3 separate regions of the Homo sapiens genome follow, and all the other regions are linked to region 1. Evidence: chromatin contacts called from ENCODE Hi-C or POLR2A ChIA-PET data. All regions are on one chromosome and are shown on one strand. Each heading gives the region's core, a stretch centred on a gene start or an enhancer-like site at or near the end of the contact. The rest is flanking DNA. Distances are from core to core; before and after follow the strand shown. Region 1 holds the start of RBMS3 (RNA binding motif single stranded interacting protein 3). Region 2 overlaps RBMS3 (RNA binding motif single stranded interacting protein 3). Region 3 has its middle 340 kb from the start of RBMS3-AS3.

Region 1 (3,850 bases), core at 723-3,222:
CCTGCCCCCCTAGAGTTTAGAACATCATGGAAGAAACAAACAATAAGCAGGCAAATACATGTAGAATAAGCCTTCTATGAGGGCAAATATAAAGTGCAGCAGAGAAGGAAGGGTTTAGAGAAAGCTACTGTGAGGAGGTGATATCCATACTGAGACCTGAAGGACAGGCTGAAGGGTAAAAGAGGTGGAGATGGACTTGGGAGAGCACTCCAGGAAGAGGGAATGACAGAAGCCTCTGAGAGCATGTTCCTGTCCTGAAAGTAGCTCAGAGTGACTCCGGTATAGGATGTGAGGGGCAGAGTTGAAAGTCCGAGACTAGAGTAGAAAGCCAGGGCCAGACAGCTCGTCAAGTGTCCTGAAACCTATTCCAAAGAGTCAGGACTTTATTGTTTGAGAAACGTGACACCACTGGAGGATTTTTAAATCAGTGTCATTTTTAGTGTCTGATTCAGTGTACTGCCTTCAGCCAGGAGAGTTGGCAGTATTTCTATTTTATAGATGGGACAACTGAGGCCCCAAATAATACATTTAAGAGATAGGTGGGGTTGATTTAATATTCTCAATCACCATGTTGTCAGGGCCTCCTAACTCTTACCCTCTCACCCTCCATCCTTCCTTCCTTCTGATTGTTATTCTTGTCAAAAGTAAAACATAAAACTATTTACCTGCCATCCTTATTTTTATCCAAGGAACACGTATGCACTCACACAGCTTCCAGAAACCAGTTCCCCTCGGTGGAAGCCAGTTGCTTTAGGGGTGGTGCGGCTTGTATGTGGATGGACACCATGTGTGCACTGAGCCCAAATTCTCTGTTCTTCTTGACTAGGAAGCTGGATTTGTACCAGGGACCTTTTATCTAAATAGGAGACTCTGGGCTCAGGAGAACAGAGCCGACTTGACAAAGTAGAAAAGAGCTCAGTATTGGTCTGCCCACGCTTTGGGCATGCGTGAGCACTCGCAGCAAAACACAGCTGGCACATCTAATTTTAGCCTCGCCCGCCTTGAAAAGGGACCCTTTAAGGAAATATATTTTATCTGAAACAATTTGTATTATAATGTAGCAGCTGATAGACATGACAGAATATTATCATTGGTGGGAAAAAACTCTGCCAAGCAATTATGATTTTTGTTCTTTTTTTTTTAGATGATATCAGTAAAGTGATTAAAGCATCAATGCAACAAAATAATCATAAAGAGAGAGACAATGGGAGAAACAGATTTTATCTGTAAAATATCTGACGAACCTAAGGGGTCACTTCCTTTGATTTTTTTTTTTTTTTTTTTTACAAAATGGATGTATTTTAAAAAAGTTATTATTTTTGATATGTTCAGTTGATCAGTCCAATCTGATGACATGTGGCATTAATAGTAGTCCTGGAGTAGACCCTAAAATTTCTTCAATACTTAACATCCACCAAGTTTTCCAGGTAGTAAAAGGTTAGTTTCTCAATCAGCTCTTGGATGCGTCTGGCTCTAGCGTGTTAACAGATTTTGAAAGCATCCGGGACTTACTTTTTTCCCCTTTAACCAGCAAGGTTAGTTCCCCTGCCTTTATTTCTTTTCCTTTCTCCTCCTTCCTTCTTTCGTCCTCTCTTCCCTCTCTTCTGTGTTTTGTTTAGCAGTGTGGCTTACCTTGGAACTTGGCAAAAAGAGGAACAAAAAGCAGCTCTTGTGTGGGGTAGATGGAGGAGGGATAAGAAATAATCCACCGCCCGCATTTGAGTTCTTCAGGTTCAGTTCCAGCGGCAGCAGCGTTGCTGCAAAAATCGCTTGCTATTCGAGATAGCCAGCAGAGGGAATCGGAACTTTGCTTGCAGCAGGGGTTGAAGCAGCCTTTTTTTTTTTTTTTCTTGGAGGAAATACTGCAGCCTTCTGGACTGCGTACGCTGCTCCCTGGAGAGGCTCTCTCGGTTCCACCCACCGGCTGGAAGGAGGGGAAGTGAATGAAAGGACAGGACAAGCCCCGAACACCATGTCACTCTGGGAGGGAGACAGCAGCAACTAAGCTGTACAAGGTTTTTTTTTTTTTTTTTTCTTCCTTTTTTTCTTTTTTTTTTTCTTTTTCCCCTTTCTTTTTCTTTCTTTCTTTCTTTTTCTTTCTTTCTTTCTCTTTCTCTCTCTCTTTTTTCTTTTTCTTTAAGGTGGGGAAAGAGACAACCAAGAGACAGGAAGCTGATCTGCAAGGATTCGGAGTTGTGCTAAAAGGACTTTGATTTTTTTCCCCCTTTACGAACGCTGGCAATTGACATCACTACAGACAGCCTGGTTAGAGAACAAACTGCCTCATCCCAAGTGGACCCCGGCAGCTGGGGGAAGCCAGGCAAGATCTGGGAAGGCTGTGTGTGGGTGTTTTTTCTACAGATCTCACTCCTCGCCCTTTTTTTTTTTCCTTTGGTGTGTGTTTTTTGTTTTGTTTTGTTTTTTAAAAAAATTCTTGCTGTGTTGGAACTAGCGAGTGGTGGAGTCTCTGAAGCCTCATCAGTCACCGGGACTGTCAGGAATAGTGGTTTAAGAGGAAGCTCGGCCTGGGGCACTATACCCTGTCATCCAGTTCCCTGCCTCGGAGATAAAGATTCCAGCTACATGGGCAAACGCCTGGATCAGCCACAAATGTACCCCCAGTACACTTACTACTATCCTCATTATCTCCAAACCAAGGTATGGCTTGACCCACGGTCTGGCGATCAGCGTGGTATCGTTCTGCACTTGGGATGGGAAACAGACAGGCGTGTGAATTATTAGTTAACCCCCACCCCCATCACTTCTTCCTGCTTCTTTGAAATTAGTGACATACCAATGGAGTTAATGAGGCAGAGGAAGACATAAGAAGAAAGCAGCAAACCCGGAATTGTAGCTTTCTCTTTAAGGAGAGATAATAGTTTCACTTGAGTTCAGTTTCTTTGTTGTTATTTGGCAGCATAAATGGTCCTGATATCAGGAACGTCTTTTGCAGATGGGCACGGTTTTTAGAAAGCAGATCACAACAGTGATTACCAGGCACAAGAATATAATTTCAGGGGCTTTTCTGGTGAGCTGTTCTTTGATTGTGGCTCTAAAAGGGTTTTTCCCACTGGATAGGACGTGCAACGGTGGGGGTAACTCAAACTTTTAATCGCAGGGTATAGAATGAAAGAAGGGTGTGAGAAGGTATAGGGCTCCTACCAGAGTCTCTGAGAGTTTATTTTTATTTTTAATTTGCCTTGCCTATTTTATTTTATGTTGAGGATGATCAGCATGCTACAGACTGCTTTACAATAGATGTTCTTTACTTTTAGAAGATCTATTTTTCTGTGTAGCTGCCATGAGGAGGCCTGAGTCTTGAAAAGGAATGAAATGTAACTGATCATAATTGGACTTGAATTGGTTAAATACTTTAGGCTTTATGTGTGTGTGTCAAATGACCATTAGGGGCCCAGAGGCAAGCCCACGTAAGTAAGCAGTGGGCAGTACCTACCCTGAACTTTATCCTGCAGTTAAGACATGAAAGACTCTCAGGTGTGAAATCACTGCTCCGATTTGTCAATTAAATTGGACTTGATTAGGGGGAAAACATGTTAGCGGAGTGACCACCTCGAGTGTACGGGTGATATTATTTTGTATTGCATTAGCATTAGCCAGACTCCACCGTCTCCTTAATAAATAAATATGCCGAGAGTGAACAAGGCGTGCCTGAATGATCTATGCTGTCACCAGGACTCGGTGATGTGATTAGGGTTAGGTAATTCATGCTGTAGTTATCTGTCATTTATTTTGTCTCGTCCAGCAACGCCTATTTGTAAACCAGACTGGGAAGCAGACTTTCAGTATTATACAAAAGATTATTGCTTTGTTTTTTTCTTTTTCAATTGCT
Region 2 (3,850 bases), core at 719-3,218, 430 kb after region 1:
AAACTTCTCTCTGATTTAAGATTCTAAAGAATTATTGCCTTCATTATCAGTACTCACTGATGCTGCCAATTCAATTATCTACAATGGAGGGCAGTGGTGTCCAATATAAACAAAAACAATGATTTATCCAGAATCTCTTATGTTTGTCCCCGAAGTACATTTTACTTGCATTTGAATGCAAAGGCCTATATAATGCACATTTAAAAACCTAACTTTTAAATAAACTGCCTGTAGATAATTGAAAAAGTCTATATTTATATTTAATTCTTCCTCTAAGAAAGCTATAATTATATATAATCATAGAGATAAAGCGTTATCTTGCACAAAAGTCTTTTTGATATTTTATCAGTCATAAAGAATATTAAAAGGAAATAGAGTAGATATAGGGTCGGTTAAGTGAAGGAATAGCTGAAAGACACTTGAGGAGAAAAAACACGTTACCATTTTTCAGATGACATTCGTAACTTTCTTGTGAAATGGAAATTAATCAAATGGAAGGAGATTATTCATGTGAGCAATTGGCATTACCTGTTCAAACTTGGTTGATACACATACGATAATTTTTAAAGAAGAAACCGTTTAGGCTATTTCCATTTTAAAAGTTCACCTCTCTATTATTGGAAGTTTTTTTGATTTGCCTTTTTGGATTTGTGAATAGAAAGAACCAGGCCTTATTAATGCATATTTTTATCTTTTTCTTTGATGGGTGATAGTCATTAAGAATGCTAAATTTAAATATTCTCCTTCTCCTCTATGTCAATAGTAAATAATAATATATCAGTAATAATCACAGCTAAACTTCATTGCATATATTCTCTGCTCAGGCACTATACTAGCACTACTACATACATTTTCTCTGTGTTTCTCCAGAAGCCTTATAAGGAAGTTCTCAGTAAACCTGTGAGAGCTAAGGCTTGAAAATTTAAGTAATTTACCAAAGGTCACACAGCTACACAGTCGCAGGCACAGCATTCGGGGTCAGGCAGCCTGACTGGCACTATACTCTTTCCAATATACTGAACGTTTATGGGTGACAGCTCTGAGTCCTCAAAAGGAATAGAATCAGCTTCAAGTGAAAACATAGTGTGTTAGTTCAGAGACTGAAAACCATAATCCGTCTCATTTCAGTGAATTCCCTTCATCCAGTTTAACTGTCAGGCCATGCATTACACCACGTGTTTTTAAACCTCTGAGATTCAGTTTAAATCATTACCATTTTCTTTAGAGGCTTTCAGAGTTATCAGGCTGCTCTTTGCATATCTTTTTATTACTTGTCACTGATTTAATGCTATACATTATGGAAATGCTTTAATTTCTGAAATTTTCAGTATAAATAATTGCTTATACAGCCATTACTATACATGCCAAGAGACATTAGTTCATCATAAAATATTTGAGCACCTACTATGTGTCAGGCACTGTTCCACGCATTAAATATACAATACAGTAGCTCCCCCCTTATTTGCACAGGATATGTTCCAAGCCCCCCAGTGGATGCCTGAAATCACAGATAGTACTTAGCCCTATGTATCCTATGTGTTTTCCTATACATACATAGCTGTGATAAAGTTTAATTTATAAATTAGGCACAATAAGAGATTAACTAATAATAAAAGAGGACAATTGTAACAATAGACTATATTAAAAGTTGTCATTGTGATCCCTCTCTCAAAAGGTCTTATTGTACTGTACCTTAGGTAACTGAAACTGTGCAAAGTGAAATCACAGATAAGAGGAGACTAGCGTAGTAAAGGAAATGGACATTGTGTCCACTTTCATGTTGTTCCTTAGACTGTTCCTGGAAATGATTTTCTCCATATTCGTTGGCTCTCTCAGCTGTTCTGAACAAATTTGGGAAGAGAGTTTCTATGGTTTGACTCTGTGGACTTGGCCTGAGTATGAATAACTGGGTCATGTTCTTGACCTCCAAGAAACTTGGAGCACAGCCTAAGAGATTGCCTGATGGATACAGTCATGAAATTTAGAACTTGAAGGGACATTAGAGACCACCTAATCCGACCATTTTAAACAGATGCAGAAACTTCAGAGCCAAGCAGGGTCAGACTACTAACCCAGGATCTCAGAATGAGCTTGTGGCAAAAGCCAGGCCAGAATCCAATTTTCTCCTTCAAGGGTCACTTTCTTCCCATGGCTCCATACACATGCTCTAATCTTTGGCACACCCTGGTCTTAACCTAGTAAATACTTTGGATAGGGTTATAATGAGGATTAGCTATTGCCTTTTGTGGTTGAGCAAACATCTGGGTCAATGCTAGTAACTGAAGAAAAGGAAAATAATAAAGCAAACCAACTACATTATTTACCAATATGAAAGTGAATGCTAGCATAACCATTAAAGGTTAAAAATTCAATGGATGACAACTGCTCATGTATCTTTGGATAGCTCATAAATAACAGAGACACTGTGCTTTTAAGTGATCACTTTGCTGCTCCTTTTTCTTCTTTATGTGATTAATTATGGTAGGAGAGCATTTTCCCCTCGAATAAAGCCTACAGCTTAAAGAATCAGACATTTCTCCCTAAGTTTGTTCTTTTGCCTCATTATATAAGAGAAAAAGGTTTTCTCTGTTTTTCCAAAATGAGATTTATAATCATCCCTAGCTGTGGTGGATGATTTTAGATCTCACCTTGACTGGGTTAAGGGATACTCAGATAGCTAGTAAAATATTATTTCTGGTTATATCTGTGAGGGTGTTTCTGGGAAAGATTTGTATTTGGTTTTTATTTTTGTTAATTTTTATTTATTATTATTATTATTTTGAGACAGGGTCTCACTCTGTCACCCAAGCTGGAGTGCAATGATGCAATCTTGGCTCACTGCAACCTCTGCTTCCCAGGCTCAAGTGATCCTCCTACGTCAGCCTCCCAAGTAGCTCGGGCTACGAATGCATGCTACCATGCCCTGATAATGTTTATAGTTTTTGTAGAGACAGAGTTTCACCATGTTGTCCAGGCTGGTCTCAAACTCCTAGGCTCAAACAATCTGCCCACCTCGGACTCCCAAAGTGCTGAGATTACAGGCAGAAGCCACTATGCCCTGCAGAGATAACATCTAAATCAGTAGACTGAGTAAAGAAGATCTGCCCTCACCAATGTGGACAGGCTTTATATAACCTGCTGGAAGACCATATAGAACAAAAAGGTGGAGAAAGGGTAAATTGGCTCCCTTCTGAAGCTGGAATATCCATCTTCTCATGTCCTTGGACATCAGAACTTCAGGTTCAAACTTCAGACTCTGAGACTGACACCAGGCACCCACTAGGTTCTCAGGCCTTTGGACTAGAAATGAAATACATCTCCAGTTTCCCACATTCTCCACCTTGCAGACAGCATATCCTGCACTTCTTTGTTTCCATAATTATGTGAGTCAGTTCCTATAATAAATCCCATTTCTTTTTCAGAGATAGAAAGAGAGAGATATCTCTTATTGGTTCTGGTTCTCAGGAGAACCTTAATATATTTTCCCTGTGAGGATGTGATTTTGGTAATATTAATTCTTCAAGACCTTCTTAGTGATTGATTATTGTGGCTAGTATCTATTATATTATATTATATATAATATACCACAGATTACATATTCCTTGTAGTATCAAACTTTAGAAAAGTGTTCAATTGCATGAAATTTCTCTTCATTTCCCCCCCATTAATGATCACTTCCATACTTTCGTAGAATATTTTCACCCTCTCTTTGTTCAGTGTTTGCCCTCTGTTCCCATATAAGGATGATTAAAACCCTTAAGCTGCTTCTCACTGAAAAGAAAGATAAGACATAATGTGCCCTTCTCTTAAACTACCTGGCATACCATTCCCAGAGTCAAAGAGAAAAGTC
Region 3 (3,850 bases), core at 451-2,950, 340 kb before region 1:
GCCATTTGCCACAACATGGATGGACCTGGAGGACATTATTCTAAGTGAAATAAGCCAGACACAGAAGGAAAACTTGTGTGATCTCACTTATATGTAGAATTTGTAAAAGAGCTCAAATACACATATATAATGAAATAGTGGTTACCATGGGCAGGGGAATGGGAGTAGGGAGAGGCAATGGGGAGATACAGGTCAAAGGGTACAAAATAGCAGATATGTAGGAAGAGCAAATCTAGACATCTAATGTATAGCATGAAAACTAAAGTTAATAAAATTATACAGTATTAGGGATTTTTGTTCAATGGATTTTAGCTGTCCTTATCAGAAAAAAGTATGAGATGATGTCTTAATCTGCTTCACTGTGGTAACTATTTTAGTGTCTGCATGTATATCCTAATATGTAAATCTCAAATATGCACAATATTTATTCTAAAAAAACAATCAAGATTTTTATTTTATTTTATTTTATTTTGAGACGGAGTCTCACTGTGTAGCCAGGCTGGGGTGCAGTGACGTGATCTTGGCTCACTGCAACCTCTGCCTCCCGGGTCAAGCGATTCTCCTGCCTCAGCCTCCCAAATAGCTGAAACTACATGCGTGCACCACCACGCCCTGCTAATTTTTGTATTTTTAGTAGAGATGGGGTTTCATCATGTTGCTCAGGATGGTCTTGATCTCTTGACCTCATGATCCACCCACCCCGGCCTCCCAAAGTGCTGCTGGGATTGCAGGTGTTAGCCACCGCGCCTGGCCAAAATGTGCACATTTTAAGGTGTTTTCTCCCCTTAGTGTCTAGAATATCTCCTAAATATTGAATGCCTTTTGGATTTCTTTGGAAGTTTATAGCACAAATGTTTTTGGCCACCTCTTTCTATGTCCCTCCTGTAGCCTCTCCTTGGCCTTTAAGATGCAGAATAATGTAGTTGTTGAGATCTTCCTGATATAAATTTATGCCAAGTATACACATCAGCAACAATTGTACATATCACTGCTTTCCTCCTTCCAACAGGTATAAGGACTTAGTTCTCAGTCCTGGGTTTCACTTCACTGCATGCTGCTTTGTGCAATAGTTAGCAAGCATTTTAGGGGACTGGCTAAGCAAAGTTTCCAAAAATAAGAGAAATCTAGAGGCAATGAACTTCTCCAAAATTTTGAAATTAAAAACATCCTCAAAACCCAAGAAGAAACTAGTTTAATTTTGTCAAACATTATACCTAACATATAGGGTATAAAGTTGTTGTTTTGAATTACACATATCATGAGCAGCTTATAAAATTCTTTTTAGTAAGTATCAGTCCCTAAAATCTTAATATGACCCGGATTTAACCTCATCTTTCCTGTCTTTTCTCTTTCCAGATTTTATTAGCAAAATTTCTCCACTGATTATGACTTTTGAGTTACCCCTTCTTCCTCTGTAAACACTGTTTTTTTTCTATTTTTTCTAGTTATCCAAAACTGGAGTAATTGGCAAATCACTTGCACTGGAACTCAAATTCTTGTGGGTTTGCTGAGAAAAGGTTATACAGAAGTAAAACCACATATACTTGAATTTTGCATAAGGGGAACTCCAGGCCAGGGAAAGATTGTGGTTTTGTAGGAAGATCACTCTCACCCTCAAAAAGCCAAGGGCATCTTTTCTTTAAAAGAGTTCCCACTTTGTTTATGTGGGAAATTGTCCAGGGCACAGCAAGTCTCTGGCAGGACTTTGCTGGCCTTTTGCTTTCTAACTGGCTGTTGTAAGCAAAAACAGCCCTCCAGAGTCTCTGTGTTTTGGTGACATGTGCAGCTGCAGTTTTCAGGGGAGGAAAGGGGCAGGAAAGAAAAAGGAGGATATCCTAATTCCTTTCCCACCTGATGTTCTAAAATGTTGAGATTGGGTCCTTACAGCCAGGGGTCATGAACCTAAATAAAGCACAGGGTAGCCAGCAGTGCTAGAATATCCACTCCATTTTCCTTAATTCAGTCTATAAAACAGAAGTATTCTGAAGTCTGTCCATGGATTTGATTTCCTGCAGTCTGAGCTCTACTGAGAGAGAGGTGGTGGAGCTCCTTCCTCTCTGTGGTGTCTCCAGCACCCTATAAATCAGCAGCTGGCTCACAATGTGTGCCTTTATATCCCATGGCCAAATCTCTACTGGCTACTTAAGGATACATTTCTGGGTCTTTGAGATGAGAAACTACACAACAGATGAGTGAATTTTAAGGATCCTATCGGTGTAAAATATATTAGGATTTGAATTAGAATATAATGGGGGTTCAGAACCTAGACTCTAGTCTGACTGCCTGGGTTTCACATTTCAGTACTTACTAGCTGTTGGACCATAGCTACGTTTTTGTGTGTTTGTTTGTTTTTGAGACAGAGTCTGTGTCACCCAGGCTGGAGCACAGTGGTGCAGTTAAGGCTCACAGCAGCCTCAAACTCATGGGCTCAAGCGATCAGCCCCGACCTCAGCCACCTTGAGTGGCTGGGACTATGGGCGTGTACCACCACGTCAGGCTAATTTTTGCATTTTTTGTAGAGACAGGGTTTCACCATGTTGCCTAGGCTGGTCTCGAACTCTTGGGCTCGAGCAATTGGCCTGCCTCAGCCTCCCAAAGTACTGGGATTACAGGTGTGAGCCACTACGGCCAGTTTTTCTTAAAAAAACTTTCCAAGCCTCTGTTTCCTCTTCTATAAAATGGTAATAATAATAGTACCTATCTCTTGGGTTTTTGTGAGGTTTAAAAACATGATTGTTGCAAAGCCTTGGGAACAGTGCTTGGCAATAATAAACAGTAAATTTAAGTGCTGTTGTGCTTGTGGTGGTTCATAATATTGGTATTATTATTATTATTATTATTATTATTATTATTATTATTATTATTGAGATGGAGTTTCACTCTTGTTGACCAAGCTGGAGTGCAATGGCATAATCTTGGCTCACTGTAACCTCTGCCTCCCGGGTTCAAGCAATTCTCCTACCTCAGCCTCCTGATTAGCTGGGATTACAGGCGCACACCACCATGCCTGGCCAATTTTTCGTATTTTTAGTAGAGACAGGGTTTCGCCATGTTGGCCAGGCTTGTCTCAAACTCCTGACCTCAGGTGATCCTCTCACCTCGGCCTCCCAAAATGCTGGGATTACAGACATGAGCCCCTGTGCCTGGCCTGCTATTATTATTGTTATTCTATTGGCGTAACATAGATTAGGTTGTCCAGGAGTAGAGCCTGAGACAAGAATTCTGGTGCAGGTATTTATTGAGGAATTACTCTCAAGGGAAACCTGTAAGGAGTGAGAGAATTAACGTAGGACAAGGAAGAAACTAGGCAAAGATGTAGTTTTAGCAGAGGCCTCACTTCAGCCTGATCCCATGGGGACATCTTGAGTAAGAATTACAGCAAAAGTTGTCCCACTGTAAGACAAGGTGACCAAATTTGTACCCCTGAAACAATTACTCATTGGTTTTAGGTTGCCTCAAGTGCAGAAAGCATAATTCCCAGCACCTTCTGAGGGGTGGGGATGGCCTGGAAGAGGATCTGAGTAAATTAGCTAGAAATAGTAATTAATTAGGAACCAGCAGAAAAAGTCTATGGGTGCATCTCATTCATATAAATATTTCTATTGAAGTAATCATGTGCATGTGTGCCAGAAACCAGAGCACCAAAAGCACACAGGAAAAGCTGAAGGGAGAATCTTTTACAGACTTGCTTTGGGCTCTTTGGATGGAGATTAAATATACTCAGTTTGGATTTTTATTAGTATTTAGAATTTGCAACTTAAGGCTCTTGAACAGCCTCACTGAATCAGAATTAGTGAATGGCTTCTGGACTGGGAACTCTGGTAGAATGATTTATTTGCCTCTATTCCCT

What was found. Hi-C counts contacts between places; a loop is a spot of excess contacts on that map. ChIA-PET counts read pairs that join two places held with the same protein, here RNA polymerase II (POLR2A). Pooled maps may share reads with other maps.
Region 2: a map of heart right ventricle shows a loop between it and region 1 (5-fold over the local background). The contact joins the enhancer-like site here to the promoter of RBMS3 in region 1. A Hi-C loop is called at or near these places in 1 of 168 maps with a recorded cell type or tissue (heart right ventricle) and 4 of 50 pooled maps. POLR2A ChIA-PET finds 5 or more read pairs at or near these places in 2 of 52 experiments (AG04449 and AG04450).
Region 3: a map of naive thymus-derived CD4-positive, alpha-beta T cell shows a loop between it and region 1 (3-fold over the local background). The contact joins the enhancer-like site here to the promoter of RBMS3 in region 1. A Hi-C loop is called at or near these places in 2 of 168 maps with a recorded cell type or tissue (PC-3 and naive thymus-derived CD4-positive, alpha-beta T cell), 14 of 37 single-sample maps with no recorded cell type and 10 of 50 pooled maps. POLR2A ChIA-PET finds 5 or more read pairs at or near these places in 2 of 52 experiments (PC-9 and activated T-cell).

The regions. Positions count from the first base shown.
Region 1 is chr3:29,279,099-29,282,948 of GRCh38, forward strand. RBMS3 (RNA binding motif single stranded interacting protein 3) reads left to right here and starts at 1,973. Exons shown (of 15, transcript NM_001003793.3): 1 at 1,973-2,658. The coding sequence starts at 2,584. RBMS3-AS3 (RBMS3 antisense RNA 3) reads right to left here and starts at 1,841. Exons shown (of 3, transcript NR_109804.1): 1 at 1,633-1,841. RefSeq lists an enhancer at 828-877.
Region 2 is chr3:29,709,550-29,713,399 of GRCh38, forward strand. The region is part of intron 4 of RBMS3 (RNA binding motif single stranded interacting protein 3); the gene reads left to right. Among named protein-coding and RNA genes, the nearest start is that of RBMS3-AS2, 69 kb to the left of the region's middle. Within about 2 kb of position 1,969, at least 2 of the 41 ENCODE cell types and tissues checked have a DNase peak (open chromatin) inside an H3K27ac peak, as active enhancers do; they include heart right ventricle, where a contact is called at or near this core.
Region 3 is chr3:28,939,120-28,942,969 of GRCh38, forward strand. No RefSeq gene overlaps it. Among named protein-coding and RNA genes, the nearest start is that of RBMS3-AS3, 340 kb to the right of the region's middle. Within about 2 kb of position 1,701, at least 2 of the 41 ENCODE cell types and tissues checked have a DNase peak (open chromatin) inside an H3K27ac peak, as active enhancers do.